Linked DNA regions of Homo sapiens: all the other regions are linked to region 1. The links are chromatin contacts, found by Hi-C or POLR2A ChIA-PET in ENCODE. All regions are on one chromosome and are shown on one strand. Each heading gives the region's core, a stretch centred on a gene start or an enhancer-like site at or near the end of the contact. The rest is flanking DNA. Distances are from core to core; before and after follow the strand shown.

Region 1 (2,852 bases), core at 27-2,526:
CCCTGAGATGGTGGGGCTTCCTCTCCCTTAGAAGTCACACAGGACTCCGGGAGGATGAAGTCCAGCAGGACTGAAGTTCAGGACACACACCGGCGGGCTGCGGAGAGGGCCTCCTCGCGCCGGGGCTCCACACAGGAGGAGTAATGCTATTCCTCTAGCTTTTGAAGTAGGAGTGGCGGGCGAAGCTGGCACCTCTGGGGCGGAGAGCCCTTTCTCCCCGGCCCATCTGCGGACTGGGGTGAACGAGGAGAGGGCACCAGGGAAGGAGCAGGATTGGGGGATTCCGAGGAACGGGAGCAGACACCCACAGACCCGAGGGAAGGGGGCTGGGTTCCCCTGCGCCGCCCTCCCAAAGGCCAGGGAACAAGAGGTGCAGGCGGCAAAGGCGCTCAAGCTCCCAGCACAGCCTGGGAAGGAGAGGAGGTCGCGGGACGCAGCCCCAGGCCTGCCTAGGATGTGTCAGGGCGCCTGGTCGGCGGGCGGAAGCGGTCTCCCCCTCGCAGCTCGAGTTTCAGAAAAACGACGGCGGGCGCGGGGCTGGACGGCCGGGGCACCTGGGTCTCTCCGGATCCTCCTCCCACTCCATGCCAGCCTGCGCGGCTTGGGCCCCGCTTACCTGCTCCGGGTGGCTCTTGTCGGCCTCGCGAGGCTCATTTTCGTTGCCAGCCCCCTGCACCTCGGCGGCGGCCGGCGGCTCGGCCTGCCCCGGCGCTTCCTGGGCGCGCAGCAGCTCCTCTCGGACCTGGACGCCGAGCTTCTGCAGCTGCTCGTCCGTCTCGGGGTCGACCACCAGCAGGCGCACGGCGTTGAGTGCGGCGCGGATGCGGCTCACCACCTGCTGGTGGGTCTCCTTCTCCACGTTTTCGCCGTTCACCTCCACCAGCCGGTCCCCCGCCAGCAGCCCCGCCTTCTCGGCCGGCGAGCCGGGCTCCACCAGCCGGATGTACTGGCCCAACTTGCCCTTCTCCCCGTGCAGGTGGAAGCCGTAGCCGTTCGGACCCTTCTCCAGGCAGCAGAGCCGGGGCAGGGGCGCCCCGGCCGCTGCGTCCGCGCTCATCTCGCCCTGCGACGGGTCAGCGGCGCGACTTGGGGTTCCGATGGGGACGGGACGGGACGGCCCAGCCCTTCTTCCCGTCCAGCGAACCGGGAGCGCAGCAGAGAAGCCCTGAGCCGCCGGACGGGCCAAGCAAGCAGGTGTCCCAGGAACCGTCGGCCGCCGCGAGCCGCGAGGAGCCGAGAGAGGACCACAGACCAATCCCCGCCCCGCGCGGCGTCTGAGCGTCCCAGAGTCCGCCCCGGCTCCTTACCCCGGGGGCGGGGCCGCGCTGAGGGTGGGGACCTCCGCGGGCCAATAGGGGGCTGCAGGCCTGGGCGCTCCGGCCGGGTGAACGGCGCCGGCCATTGGGAACGCGCGGGGCGGGGCCTGCGCTCGGCGCGGCGCCCCGCGGCGGGCGAAGACTAGCGCTCAGGAAGTGGAAGTGTTTGTTACCGAGCGGCCGGCGCTGGGGTGGCAGGGGCGGGGCTCGCCGAATTCCCGGTTCTGGGCGGGTGGGCCCGCCGGCTCCGGCCTGGTTTCCCCTACCTGTGGCGGGGAGTGAGGAAAGCCGGCCCTCGGGTAAAGGACCCTAACTTTTTTTTTTTTTTTTGAGACGGAGTCTCGCTCTGTCGCCCAGGCTGGACTGCCGTGGCGCGATCTCGGATCACTGCAACCTCCGCCTCCCGGGTTCAAGCGATTCCCCTGCCTCAGCCTCCCGAGCAGCTGGGGTTACAGGCGCGCACCACCACGCCCCGCTAATTTTTGTATTTTTAGTAGAGACGAAATTTCGCCATGTTGGCCAGGATGGTTTCAAACTCCTGACCTCAGGTGATCCGCCCTGGGATTACAGACGTGAGCCACCGCACCTGGCCAACGTTTTAACAGCCTTTAGCCAAAGCCTGGGTGCAGCTCCAGTTGAGAGGGAGCGGCTGTTGCCGGGGCAACTGCTCCCGCTCGGGGCAGCGAGGGCCGGTCAGTCTCGAGAATTAAGACGGAGGGCCTCCTCGGACCCTACAGAGTTGTTTGAATAACATTTTTCCGTTTGTGGGAACCCTAACCCTAATCCACTTTGTGCTGTCCCAGGACTCGCATAGAGGAGTGCAGGTTCTGATCCCTGCTGGGAAGGTGAGGGCTCCGCGGAGAGCCTGGGACCTCGAGGGGCAGCCCGCTGAAGACAGGCCATCTAGGGCAATAGCGTGGGCTTTGGCAGCAGCGTTTGGCTAGGGAGGTGGGGTGGGGAGAGGCAGGACAGACTCAGGTAATCAACCTCTGGGTACACGCCACAGGGAAAGGAGCCTTGGTTTTTTTTTTTTTTTTCCAACAGAAAAATGATTAGGACTGTAAAGCCTTCTAGCTCCCTCTTGCCAAAGAGAGGCTGGTCACAGAGGCGGGAGACAGTCTGTTGAGCGGGGAGCTGACCATCTGAGGACAGACACTGAGGAAGGAGGATGGAATGATTTTGGCAGTGAATGACAATTCCTTCAACAAGACCCCCCCCCCCCACTCACTTCAAAGAAACAGTGGACAGGATGTGCTTTCCAAAATACTGCAGTTTAATTCTGAAAAACTCAAATGCAAGAGGCCCAGAGCTGTCTATGGGATTGGATCTCCTGCAACCTGCCTTGGGCCCCAGAAGAGACTGGCAATGTCAGCCTCCTCCCTGCTCTGCCTGAGGGAGGCCACGGAGAACTTCCTTATCGGGCCCAAACTGGAGCCGCTGACTGCTCAGAGCAAGATTTCTGCCTTGAAAGCAAATGCAGTAGCCTCAGAAATGTGCAGCGCATACTTCTTCCTCCCCCTCTCCCCCTCCAGGCCG
Region 2 (2,882 bases), core at 248-2,747, 360 kb before region 1:
GCCTGAAATTGCTTTTTTTTTTGAGACAGAGTCTCACTGTTGCCCAGGCTGGGGTGCGGTGGTGCCATCTTGGCTCACTACAACCTCTGCCTACCGGGTTCAAGCGATTCTCCTGCCTCAGCCTCCCAAGTAGCTGGGATTACAGGCGCCCACCACCATGCCCGGCTAATTTTTGTATTTTTAGTTAGAGATGGGGTTTCACCATGTTGGCCAGGCTGATCTTGAACTCCTGACCTCAGGTGATCCGCCCACCTCAGCCTCCCAAAGTGCTGGTGCTGGTATTACAGGTGTGTGCCACCGCGCCCGGCTACAAAACTGCTCTTTTTAAAACATATTTTTTTGAGACATGGTCTCACTCTGTCGCCCAGGCTGGAGTGCAGTAGCACAATCTCAGCTCACTTCGGCCTCTGCCTCCCAGACTCAAGCAATACCTCCTGCTTCAGTCTCCAGAGTAGCTGGGCCTACAGGTGCACACCACTGTGTGCGGCTTTTTTTTTTTTTTTTTTTTTTTTGAGACGGGGTCTCACTCTTGTCCCCGAGGCTGTGGTGCAGTGGCACGATCTCAGCTCACTGCAACATTTGCCTCCTGGGTTCAAGCTTCTCCTGCCTCAGGCTCACTAGTAGCTGGGATTACAGGCACTCTCCACCACGTCTAGCTAATTTTTGTACGAGACGGGGTTTCGCCATGTGGGCCAGGCTGGTCTCGAACTCATGACCTCAGGTGATCCGCCCGCCTTAGCTTCCCAAACTGCTGGGATTACAGGTGTGAGCCACCACGCCCGGCCCCAAGGACTCACTTCTAATTCACTTATCTCACCCTGGCCCATTTAGGCATCTAGGGAACGGGCCCCGCCCTTACCAATAGCAAACTCCACCAGGGTCTCATTCTCCTCCGACAGCGAATCGAGAAATAAATCCAGGACCTGCAGCTGCCGCAGATACTCGTAGTTGCTGGGGTCATAAGCGAAGTTGGCGAGGTTGGCGAGGACTTGCTCCTTGGCGTCTGCAACGGGAAAGCGGCACTGAAGCCAGGTCCGGGCGGCGGTCACAGCGGACCCTGCCACCTGATCCCACCGTGGCTCTCACCTTGGCTTTGGGTCTCCTGGAATTCCGTGACCAGCGCCTGCAGGTATCCCAGCCGCCCGACGTGGGGGTCCACCTTCGGCTTCTGGGCCATGGCCGCGGTGACGGAGGACCCCCAGGGACGGGCGGGAGGGTGGGAAAGGTGCAGGGGGAAAGCCGAGCGAGACCCTCACCCGCTCTCCACCTGTCTGGAGAGGGAAGAGGGGGTCGGCAAATGGGTTTCTTTCCTGGGTTCAGATTCTGCAGTAATTTGCAGCTGGAAATGGGATATGGGAGATGGGACGGGGTCTCAGAATCCTGTAGGAGTTGCGTTTGAAAATCGAAATTGGGGCGCGGGAGACAGGGAACCGTCTACTGGTTGGGGCTCGCGGAGGGGGCACTGGCGCACCGTCCCCGGCTCCTGGGCTCGGTTCCGGGCTCCCGGCGGAAGCCGCGCTGTCCCTACCCCCGAAGGGGCGGGGCCGTCGCCGAACTCCTTGGCGCGCGTGCGCGGCGCGCTTCTGGTTTTCTGGATGCCGAAGCTCTTTAGCCTGTGCTGGAACCAGCGGCGAGCGGCTTCGCTGAGGCAGGTGCAGGCGTGGGTGGGTGTACTGCGAGGAGCAGCCTGGCCTCCCGTATCCCATGTCCAGATGCAAATTACTGCAAAATCTGAACGCAAGAAAGAAACCCACTTGCCGCCCCCGCCAACAGATGGGCGAGTGAGGGCCTCGCTCGGCTTTCCCGCCCCACCTTTCCCACTCTCCCGCCGGTCCCCCGGGGTCCTCCGCCGTCCCGACATGGCCCAGAAGCCGAAAATGAGACACCCATGTCGGGTGGCTGGAATTCCGCCAGGAGCAACTCAGGAGCGCAGCAGAGTCTGGCAGCACCCATGTTGGAGGACGTCGAGGCAGAAGCACCTCCAGGGTCCCCACGGCTGGCGGGGGCGCGGCCCATCCTCCTTGACCAGGACGCCCCTTTGGAGCGCGGGCGTCAGCTCCTTACGCCCCCCATCAGTCCTTTGCCCCTTTTGCAAAAAGCCTAGCGACCCCGACCCGCCCTCCATCCCAGCCCCGAGGTGGGTCCGCCACCTCTGGACAGAAATCAAAGGGTACTGGGTCATGTCCTGGTGCTTTTTGTCAGCCGGGTGGATGGCGCGCGCCCGGGGCAGCACGGGGGAGCCCGAGGAGGAGCCTTGATTGTGGCGCTTTCGGGGCTTTCTGGATGCTGAAGCCCTTCGGCCGATTCCTTCTCGGAGATTATCAGGAAGCGGGTGTGTGATAGATTGCTCGTGGTTACAGGAAACAAAGCACCAGGGAAGGAGGTGGTCTAGCCACACTCCCATCGCATTTGACAACGTAGGGGTAGAGGTGGCTTAGGCTGTGAGTGTCCTGAGAGTGCAAAAGTTGTTAATCTAAATGGAGTCACTTGTGTTAAAAAACAGAACAAAAAAACCCGGACACAGCCCAAGAAACCCATGACAAGAGGGTTCTCGTGCATAAATACCTGATAATGAAAACTATCACAAAGACTCTGCAAAAACCACAACCTTGCACAAAGGGCGTCACAACCTTGCACAAAACATACTTTTGAATGGCCATCTGCCCAGCAACCGCTTGTCCAACCTTGAGCGGTCACCCTTGTTATTAATCCTTCTACCTAAGGATAAATATTTCAAAACAATTATGTAATCCTATTTTTTCCCTTAAAGCCTGTCTTCCTTTACCTCCCTGAATACCCATATAGTTTACTATGGCATGGATACTACCATTGCAATGCCCTATGCCCAAATAGATATCATTTTCTTTGAGAGAGCCTCTCTG
Region 3 (2,798 bases), core at 164-2,663, 260 kb before region 1:
CCAATTCTCATGACTCCTACTGCTTCCACCCTGCTTATCATCTCTTGCCCTACATTGCAATCTCCTTACTTGTCTCCCTGATCTTGGCATCCTCTATCTGTTCTCTGTAAGGCTCTCTGAGTGATCCTTGTAAAACTAAGATAATTCCATTCTGCTTCAAGCTCTCCAATAGGTCTCCCTTGCGTTCAGAGGAAAGGCTGGAGGCCATTAAGTCCTAGTAACAGGCCTTTCCCCAGCCATCCCTCTCTTTGGCTTTGTCTCCTGACCCCTGCTGAGCCACACCTGGGGATTGCTACTGCCTTCAGGTTATTGCACTTTCTCTTCCCTCTGCCTAGGATGCTCATCCGCCCCCTATTCTCATGACTTGCTGTCTGGCTTCTTCCAGGTCGTTATTCAAATGCCACCTCATTGACAGCGTTCCTAGACAATCCTACTTAAAATTGCAACCCTACTTCCTACCTCTGGCACTACTTCTTCCTTCTTGGCTTTATTTTCTGCAAAGTACTACCTCACACATTCTATATTAGTCATTTACTTACTGCTTGTCTCCCTCCACTAGAACATAAGCTCCACAAGCTTTAGAATTTCAATTTTGTTTGCTACTCCATCCCCTAGCCTAGCACAGCTTTTGTTGAGTGAGTGAGTGAATTAATGAACAAATGAATGGATATTCTTTTCCAGTCCTGTAAGTGGAAGCTCAATGGGTTTGGGTGGGTCTTATCTCTCTTGCTCCGGGGCTTGATTCAATGCCTGCACACAGCTGGCTAAATAAATGCATCCTGAAGGAACGACAGAGAAGCTGTTTTATTCGCGCGTCCTGGGGTTACTAGAGACAATGGACACTGTAACGTCCCAAAGGGTAGCAAACAACTTGGCAGCCTCTTGCCTTTATTGTCCGCCTTGGAGGGCCAGAATGCCCGTATTTCCCCTTGGGACTGGAATTTGGTCTTGAGGGCCAAGGACACGAACGTAGAAAAGCTGGCAGCCTTGAAAGAAGCATACCCAGCCGGCCTTCCGGGCTCCTGCACATCTCGCGCTACAGCGAGCACCCCACTCCCGGCCAGGTTAGCGCAGACAGCCAGCCCCCTCCCGCGGCGACCATCACGTAGCCCCCCGACGTAGCTCCACATCCGGCCAATGGGCCTGGGGTTCCTAACGTCACCCAGCAGCCTGACAAAACGCCCCTTCCGTCCAGTCCTTCCCGGCTCACCGGGACCCTCCAGGCGGTGTCCGAGCCCTGAGATTCGGGGTAGAGCTTGTCCAGGCTGTAGATGCTCTTGAACTCAGTGCCGTCTTTCTGCTTGTGCAGCGCCCGGCGTGGGCACCGTGCGGGCGGTGGGAGCAGCCAGACTCCGGCTCGGCTCAGGCCCCAGCGCAGGCACCTGGTGGCCGCCATGCTCAGGTCTTGCGACTGCTTCCGGCGGGCGCTTCCTCCCCGCGGTCCGCAAACTCGAGCCGCCCTCGAGCTTTGGTTCCGCGCAGTTTCTAGGTCCCGCCGAGGGGAGGCGGCAAACTGGGGTCCCGCCGATGCTTTCTGGCCGGCCGCCTCCGGGAGGCCTGGTTGGCTGGGGAAGACGGTGGCCAGAGAGCGAGCTGCTACCGGAAGAGTGCCCCGATCTTGTGGCCCCCAGAAACACCACTTCTCTCCTTTCAGAGTCCGTGCCCTCCGCCTGGACCGCCCACTGCCCAATTCAAACAGCAGCGAGGCCTGCCCGGCCAGCCTGGGGCATCTCCCGCCCCGCGCTTCCCAGCCCCTTTACTCTGCTCTAATTTATCTTTTTTCTCTTCCTTTACAAAAATCACTCAGTCCTAATTGTCTAATTGCTGTCTCCTAGCCGGAATGTGAGCTCCAGGAGGGCACCGGCTCACTGGTATATCCCCAGCACCCAGAACATGGCACATCGTGGGCACCCCATGAGTACTGATAAAATGAATTCTGTAGGAATGTACTTTTGAAAGTTGGGTTCTGGTAGAGCTGAGTTTTAGGAACGCCAGGCTCTTTTTACAAGGCAGCCTATGAGCAAATTCCCCGCTGAGCACGTGTGTGTACTGGCTTATACCCAGCAGCTCTGCAGGACAAATACCAGATGGGAGGAGAAGGCAGGCCACCGAAAGAAATGTTTGCAAAACCTGGAACATCGTCCCCCGCCCTTCAGCTTTATGGAGCAAGATGATGCTTTCTTCCAGCCAGGAGAGAGGGGGTCCCTCGGGAGGTAGGGAGAGAATTCAGAGAACTGCCAGCTAACTAGAACCCTTTCATAGCGCTGGTAAGGGATGAACTACAGACAAGTTCCAATTCTGAAAAAGGTTCACAGTAGAGCAAGCAGTGTTTGAAAACAGCTAAACCTTAGTTAAGTTACTGTGTTGAGAGGCTATGTGGTAAATGGAAACAAAGCTAAATAAATGTTCATAATTATTAGTAATGCTAGCGATTGTTTCTTAATGAAGAGTTCTATTTTTAGGAACAAGCATAATTATCTAGAAAAATGTGCCCCCGGGGATGCTGGCTGATTGAAACAGGAGATTGTCATCACACCAAGCTTTTACCATCTCCGCATTATGGCTACAGCAAATCTTTAAGAAGGAATAAACCACTTTCTAAGCACTGGCTTTATAAGCTCAGACTAGAAAGGGGTGACAATTGACATATCTCGGGCTCTATCTCGGGTTGGGAGGAGAGTCTCCTGGGTCCCGCGCTGTTTGACTTAGTCCCAAGACCTCAAAGGGAATAGACGCATCTCTATGGCAACTGGAATAAGCTGCTCAGAGGAGCAAAACCAGGCATTCACTCAGGTCGG
Region 4 (2,921 bases), core at 301-2,800, 500 kb before region 1:
AAGAAAAAAAAAGGAAGAAGAAAAAGAAATGGGGAAGTCAGGAAAAAGAAGTGATGCTTTTTTTTTTTTTTTTTTTTTTGAGAAGGAGTCTCACTCTAGTCGCCCAGGCTAGAGTGCAGTGGCACAATCTCAGCTCATTGCAACCTCTGCCGCCTGGGTTAAAGCGATTCTCCTGCCTCAGCCTCCCAAGTAGCTGGGATTACAGGCGCCTGCCACTTCGCCTGGCTAATTTTTGTAGTTTTAGTAGAGACAGGGTTTCACTATCTTAGCCAGGCTGGTCTTGAACTCCTGACCTCGCGATCCACCCACCTCAGCCTCTCAAAATGCTGGGATTGCGGGTGTGAGCCACCGTGCCTGGGCCATACATTTGTTTTTACACTCATTTCTGTACCAAATTAGCCCAATTATCTACTGTCTTGTTTTTTGAACTGATTTTTTTTTTTTTTCATGTATTGAACCAGGAGAGCACAGCCTCCTTGAGGGTAAAATCTGTGTCTGGAACTTTTTCTGTAGTCCCTCCAGGGTCTGGCATGCTGACATGCTGTTTACTTCATTGTCTGCGGGTGCTTAACAAAGACTTGGTGATTGACTAAGTTTGTGTTTCCATTCAGGACCCTAGTGAAGGTTGACCTTTATTCCCTTTCCAGCCCATGTTCTTGCTTCTGCTTGTTTGTAAGTCATTTGTTACGTAGATTTTTCTTTTTGGAGATGGAGCCTCACTCTGTGGCCCAGGCTGGAGTGCAATGGCCTGATCTCAGCTCACTGCAGCCTCTGCCTCCTGGGTTCAAGTGGTTCTCCTGCCTTAGCCTCCTGAGTAGCTGGGATCACAGGTGCGCGGAACCATGCCCAGCTAATTTTGTGTTTTTAGTAGAGATGGGGTTTCACCATGTTGGTCAGGCTGGTCTCGAACTCCTAACCTCACGCAGGTGATCCGCCTGCCTCGGCCTCCCAAAGTGCTGGGATTACAGGCGTGAGCCACCGTGCCCAGACCATATGTATATAATTTTTTTTTTTTTTTTTTTTGGAGATGGAGTCTCACTCTGTTGCCCAGGCTGGAGTGCAGTGGTACAATCATGGCTCACTGCAACCTCTGCCTCCTGGGTTCAAGCAGTTCTCCAGCCTCAGCCTTCAAGTAGCTGAGATTACAGGTGTGTGCTACCGTGCCTAGCTAATTTTAGTATTTTTAGTAGAGACAGGATTTCACCATGTTGAACAGGCTGGTCTTGAACTCCTGACCTCAAATGATCCACCTGCCTTGGCCTCCCAAAGTGCTGAGATTACGGGCGTGAGCCACCGCATCCAGCCTGCTATGTAGATCTTGTTTTCTCTGGAATGTTTGAGCCGTGCTGGAATGGGGTACCCAATGCTGCTGTTTCCATCCCCACATGACGTTTTAAGTCCCACGAGAGTAGGCTAGCGATGGAGTGAAGCTGAAAAATGAAAGCAGGAAATCCAGAGACACAGAAACAGATGAGGCTTTCAACAGAGACTCGAAAATAGACAGAAACCATGAGTCAGAGCAGAGCCCGGAGGGGCGGTTCGGGAAGGCAAGGTCTATAGGGGAAGCTCGGGTGTCACCTCTATGCCAGGTGAAGGAAATGTTGAGTGGGTGGGAGGCTGTGTGCATCTGCTGGGGAGGCAGTAGGCAGATGGAAAGATCAAGTCACCCAGAATTATCCCCAGAGGTTCCTTCCCGTTCCTGTGGGCGGGTGAGCTCTGCTTTCTGAGCTGCCCAGAGAGCTGGAGGAGATAGACATGGAACTGACCATTGCAGAAACTAGGGCTTTTTGTGCCCGTGAGTAGGCAAAGAGCTCCCTGTGGATTTGCCATAAAAAGGTCTATCAAGGTGGAAGAAAGTGAGATTCTAGAGAAATTAATACAAGTGAAAAGTGGGCAGGAGTGTTCTTGGAAGTAGAAATGCTGTTGGAAGTCTAATAGACTTGGGAAGAAGATAACGTATGGTGAATACCAGTTGCTTCGGGGGTTGGGGGGATCCACATTTTACTCTGTACTCAGAAGATGCTTTTCCCCGTGCAAAAAGTGAAAGTGAGTGGGCCAGTTTTTCTTCTGTCACAAGGTGTATGACTGTTCCCAAAATAATAGCCCTGGGGGATGGGGATTGCTTCTCAGACCATTCAATTTTTGTACCCTGTAGACTTTTGGTGTTATGTGAGAACTTTAAGCACCTGATAGGAATTAGTAACAGAGCTACGCTAATGCCTGAGGAAATTTCAGACAATTGGTGGGAGAGACTTGGCATTTGGAATGTGATAGCTGGTAGGCTACCATACAGTAATGCAGGATTGCCAGACATTTCTTTCCAAATGGCTACCCTTGATTACATTTAACTCCCCTCCTTTCAAGCTCCAGATTTTGAAGGACCTGTTAATTCTCTTTCAAGATTGAAGACAGACACCTTCTTTTTCTTCTAAAGAGGAACCTAGGCGGGGTGCGGTGGCTCCCGCCTGTAATCCCAGCACTTTGGGAGGCCAGGGCTGGTCTTGACCTCCTTACCTGAGGTCAGGAGGCCTGGCCACCATGGCGAAACCCCATCTCTACTAAAAATACAAAAAGTAGCCAGGCATAGTGGCGCATGCCTATAATCCCAGCTACTCGGGAGGCTGAGGCAGGAGAATAGCTCGAACCTGGGAGGTGGAGGTTGCAGTGAGCCTAGATCGCGCCACTGCACTCCAGCCTGGGTGACACAGCGAGACTCAATCTCAAAATAAATAAATAAATAAATATGAACCTAAACCATCAGAATCTTCCCCTTGCAGCCACAACAGAAACACTGCCGGGGAGGCCGAGCCCCGACCTGGGAAGCAGGGTGATACACTGGGTGCCACGGGCCTTCCCTCTGCCTGGCAGCTGTCGCTACTCAGATCCCTGCAGCCCTGTTGCCAGTGAAGGAGCTGGAGTCT
Region 5 (2,700 bases), core at 63-2,562, 430 kb before region 1:
TGCGGTGACCTTGTGGAGAGCAGTTTTAGTGGAACTTTGGGGACAGCACCAGATTGCAGTGGGTTGAGGAGTGAGTGGGAGGGGAGGGGTTGGAGACAGCTGGCGGGGACATTTTTTCGAGCTGTTTGGCCAAGAATGGAGAGAGATAGGATGGTAACTTCATAGAATTGGGAGCTTTTTTTTTTTTTTCTATACTAACGGAGGAGAGGAAGAAAATTCAGGGACAAAAGGAAATAATAAAGCCCCGGGGGAAGAAGCGAGATGGAATCCAGTGCACACACATCGGATTGTTCTTCAGACAGGAGGGACGCATGTGTATGTTTTAACTGGATGCAACGAGGAAAGGATTAAATTGGCTGGAAGCTTGATTGTTGGGTAGTTCTCGCTTATGGATACTGTTTCCTCTTGGAAGACAGGCGATGAGTAAGGATCTCGTTGAATGAATACATGAATATTTTCCCGTAGCTAGTCAAAGTCTAGGGTTACCAGCAGGACAGAAGAAGACACTGTAGGCCGGGCGCGGTGGCTCACGCCTGTAATCCCAGCACTTTGGGAGGCCGAGGCGGGCGGATCACGAGGTCAGGAGATCGAGACCATCCTGGCTAACACGGTGAAACCCCGTCTCTACGAAAAATTAGCCGGGCGTTGTGGCGGGTACCTGTAGTCTCAGCTACTCGGGAGGCTGAGGCAGGAGAATCACTTGAACCCGGGAGGCAGAGGTTGCTGTGAGCCGAGATCGTGCCACTGCACTCCAGCCTGGGCGACTGAGCGAGACTCCGTCTCAAAAAAAAGAAGAAGAAGAAGAAGAAGAAGACACTGCATTTTAGGCAAGAGTCCGGTGGGAAGCAGGTTGAGATTGACTGAGAGGAAGTAACCATGGGAGGGCTGCTGGTCCACTGAATGAGAGAGATTTTTCCAGAACCTCATGCTGGGGCTTTGATTTAGGAATCCCCTTCCTCCTCTAGTAAGTCTGCCTTCCCTGGCCTATGGCTTACGTCTAAAGCCTCGAGCCTCATCGTTCCCACCGAGGACCAGCTGGAAGCCATTTTGATTATGCTCCACCACGAAGGAGGACAATACAGCCCCGCCCAGAGCCAGGCGCGCCCCCGCGGCGGGCCGGGTGCGCGTGTCCGCGCCTCTTCCCGCCGGCCGGGCGGGCGCCTGGCCCAGGACGCGGTGGCGTGGGACGGGGGGTGGGGGTGGTTATGTAAGCGTTGCGCGCTCCCGCGAGGCGCCAGCCAATGGGAGGCTTCGGCTACTCGTGCTCGCGCACGCAGGGTGGGGGGAGGGAGCGCACGACGTGCGCGCACCCTCTCCCCTCGTCCACCGCTGCCGCCTCCTTCTTCTGCCGCTCCTGGTGCTGCTTGTGTGCTCGTTTGGTGCGGACCTGGTACCTCTTTTGTGAAGCGGCAGCTGAGGAGACTCCGGCGCTCGCCATGGCCGACGAAAAGCCCAAGGTGAGCTCGCCGCCGGCCCCTTCGCCTCGCCGCGCGGTGGGGGTCATGGCGCGGGCCGGGGTCCGGCCAGAGCCCGCCGCTGGCTCCCAGCGCTTTCCCGGGCCCCCCACGGGGCCGGCCGCGGCTCAGGCCCGGGCGCTCCGCGCCATTTTCCTCCCTCCCTCTCTTCCTCCCTCCCGCGCCGAAGGAGGCCCCGCCGCTCTCTCCCGCCCCCGGCGGCCTCCGAGTGCGCGCCGGGCGCGAGTTGGGCGGGCAGAAAGCGGACGCCCGCGGACCCACCAGCCCCGAACGGGGATTCTTGGCCCAGCCGGCCGGCGCGCGTGAGGAGGGGCGTTAGGGCGCGCGGGGTCTCCACCTTCTGTCGACCCCGCGTCGGGTGTTGCAGTCTCCGAGGCGGCGAGGAGTCCTCTGGGCTCGGGCTTCACCTCTCGGGTAGGAACCGCGGGCATCTGGGGACCCCTGCCTGGGGCCGCGGCGGCGGGGCGAGGGTTCGGGGCGAATCAATGGGCTGCGGACGGGCAGGAACCTGGATGCCCGCGGGCCGCCGTCCTGGGCCTGGGGGTAGGGGGATTCCCGTGGAGTATTTCCCACTTTAATAGCCTCAGGGGCCCGAAGGGGGAGGGGCAGCGGCTTTTCCCTGGGTGCCAACGAACCCCTAATCCGCGAACACCATGTGGTTTCATGAAGTTGGAGGCACAGGTACGAGCAGAGAGACTTTGTGCGGCTTAACTTTTGAACGCGGCTTTTGAGGCACCCGGAGACTTCCCGGGAGGACTTGGGGACACCCATCATCGGGGCACACGGGACTTGCTGCTTTTAGTTTGGTGGCACCCCCCGCCTCCCGCGCCTTTACTTTCTGGAGCGTTTTAGGGCTACAGAATTGCTTCTGCACTCGATTTTGGACAACTTTAGGTTGGGTCGAAATCTACAAGAAACAAATCAGGATAAAACTGTGTATTTGACCCATGACAACAAAGGGGGGGAGGGGAGAATAAGTGCTCTTAACCGAAAATAAAAATGAAGCTGCTAATAGAGGAGAACGTTAACTGTGGTCCTGACTGAGTATTACCGCTGTTCCGGGGGGAATCGGGATATTCTTCGATTGTTTTTTTTGTTTGTGTGTTTCCTTTAATGGAGATTGGATTTAGGTTATTAAACTGAGTTTGGTAACTTTTTAATGACAACGGTAATGAGTTTTGAATGGCAGGCTGTAGATTTATTGTTTTGTTTCTTGCAGTTGTAC

Evidence for each region. A loop is a pair of places that touch in the nucleus more often than their neighbours do. ChIA-PET counts read pairs that join two places held with the same protein, here RNA polymerase II (POLR2A). Pooled maps may share reads with other maps.
Region 2: a pooled map shows a loop between it and region 1 (4-fold over the local background). The contact joins the promoter of ARMC7 here to the promoter of NHERF1 in region 1. A Hi-C loop is called at or near these places in 3 of 50 pooled maps. POLR2A ChIA-PET finds 5 or more read pairs at or near these places in 4 of 52 experiments (OCI-LY7, PC-9, RWPE1 and 1 more).
Region 3: a loop to region 1 is called in a pooled map, with 12 times the contacts of the local background. The contact joins the promoter of MRPL58 here to the promoter of NHERF1 in region 1. A Hi-C loop is called at or near these places in 7 of 50 pooled maps. POLR2A ChIA-PET finds 5 or more read pairs at or near these places in 2 of 52 experiments (HepG2 and activated naive CD4-positive, alpha-beta T cell).
Region 4: a loop to region 1 is called in a pooled map, with 7 times the contacts of the local background. The contact joins the enhancer-like site here to the promoter of NHERF1 in region 1. A Hi-C loop is called at or near these places in 5 of 50 pooled maps. POLR2A ChIA-PET finds 5 or more read pairs at or near these places in 2 of 52 experiments (HEK293 and naive thymus-derived CD8-positive, alpha-beta T cell).
Region 5: a loop to region 1 is called in a map of CD4-positive, alpha-beta T cell, with 6 times the contacts of the local background. The contact joins the promoter of SUMO2 here to the promoter of NHERF1 in region 1. A Hi-C loop is called at or near these places in 2 of 168 maps with a recorded cell type or tissue (CD4-positive, alpha-beta T cell and naive thymus-derived CD4-positive, alpha-beta T cell), 1 of 37 single-sample maps with no recorded cell type and 9 of 50 pooled maps. POLR2A ChIA-PET finds 5 or more read pairs at or near these places in 2 of 52 experiments (GM12878 and activated naive CD4-positive, alpha-beta T cell).

Annotation. Positions count from the first base shown.
Region 1 is chr17:74,747,052-74,749,903 of GRCh38, reverse strand. It overlaps NHERF1 (NHERF family PDZ scaffold protein 1), which reads right to left and starts at 1,276. Exons shown (of 6, transcript NM_004252.5): 1 at 617-1,276. The coding sequence starts at 1,057. SLC9A3R1-AS1 (SLC9A3R1 antisense RNA 1) reads left to right here and starts at 37. Exons shown (of 3, transcript NR_187307.1): 1 at 37-841; 2 at 977-1,331; 3 at 2,361-2,852. MIR3615 (microRNA 3615) reads right to left here and starts at 1,291; the gene lies at 1,205-1,291. RAB37 (RAB37, member RAS oncogene family) reads right to left here. Exons shown (of 9, transcript NM_001006638.3): 9 at 2,569-2,852. RefSeq lists enhancers at 213-838, 2,127-2,722 and a silencer at 1,043-1,732.
Region 2 is chr17:75,108,584-75,111,465 of GRCh38, reverse strand. ARMC7 (armadillo repeat containing 7) reads right to left here and starts at 1,497. Exons shown (of 3, transcript NM_024585.4): 1 at 1,087-1,497; 2 at 860-1,003. The coding sequence starts at 1,177. It also overlaps a transcript of SLC16A5 not described here. RefSeq lists a silencer at 1,427-1,506.
Region 3 is chr17:75,011,285-75,014,082 of GRCh38, reverse strand. MRPL58 (mitochondrial ribosomal protein L58) reads right to left here and starts at 1,413. Exons shown (of 6, transcript NM_001545.3): 1 at 1,211-1,413. The coding sequence starts at 1,396. RefSeq lists enhancers at 403-1,085, 1,106-1,185, 1,236-1,545, 1,086-1,769, 1,636-1,785 and a silencer at 1,438-1,620.
Region 4 is chr17:75,248,865-75,251,785 of GRCh38, reverse strand. The region is part of intron 1 of GGA3 (golgi associated, gamma adaptin ear containing, ARF binding protein 3); the gene reads left to right. Among named protein-coding and RNA genes, the nearest start is that of GGA3, 11 kb to the left of the region's middle. RefSeq lists a silencer at 424-718 and enhancers at 1,042-1,151, 1,162-1,261. Within about 2 kb of position 1,550, at least 11 of the 41 ENCODE cell types and tissues checked have a DNase peak (open chromatin) inside an H3K27ac peak, as active enhancers do.
Region 5 is chr17:75,181,571-75,184,270 of GRCh38, reverse strand. SUMO2 (small ubiquitin like modifier 2) reads left to right here and starts at 1,312. Exons shown (of 4, transcript NM_006937.4): 1 at 1,312-1,457. The coding sequence starts at 1,437. RefSeq lists silencers at 1,013-1,242, 1,373-1,772 and an enhancer at 1,354-2,004.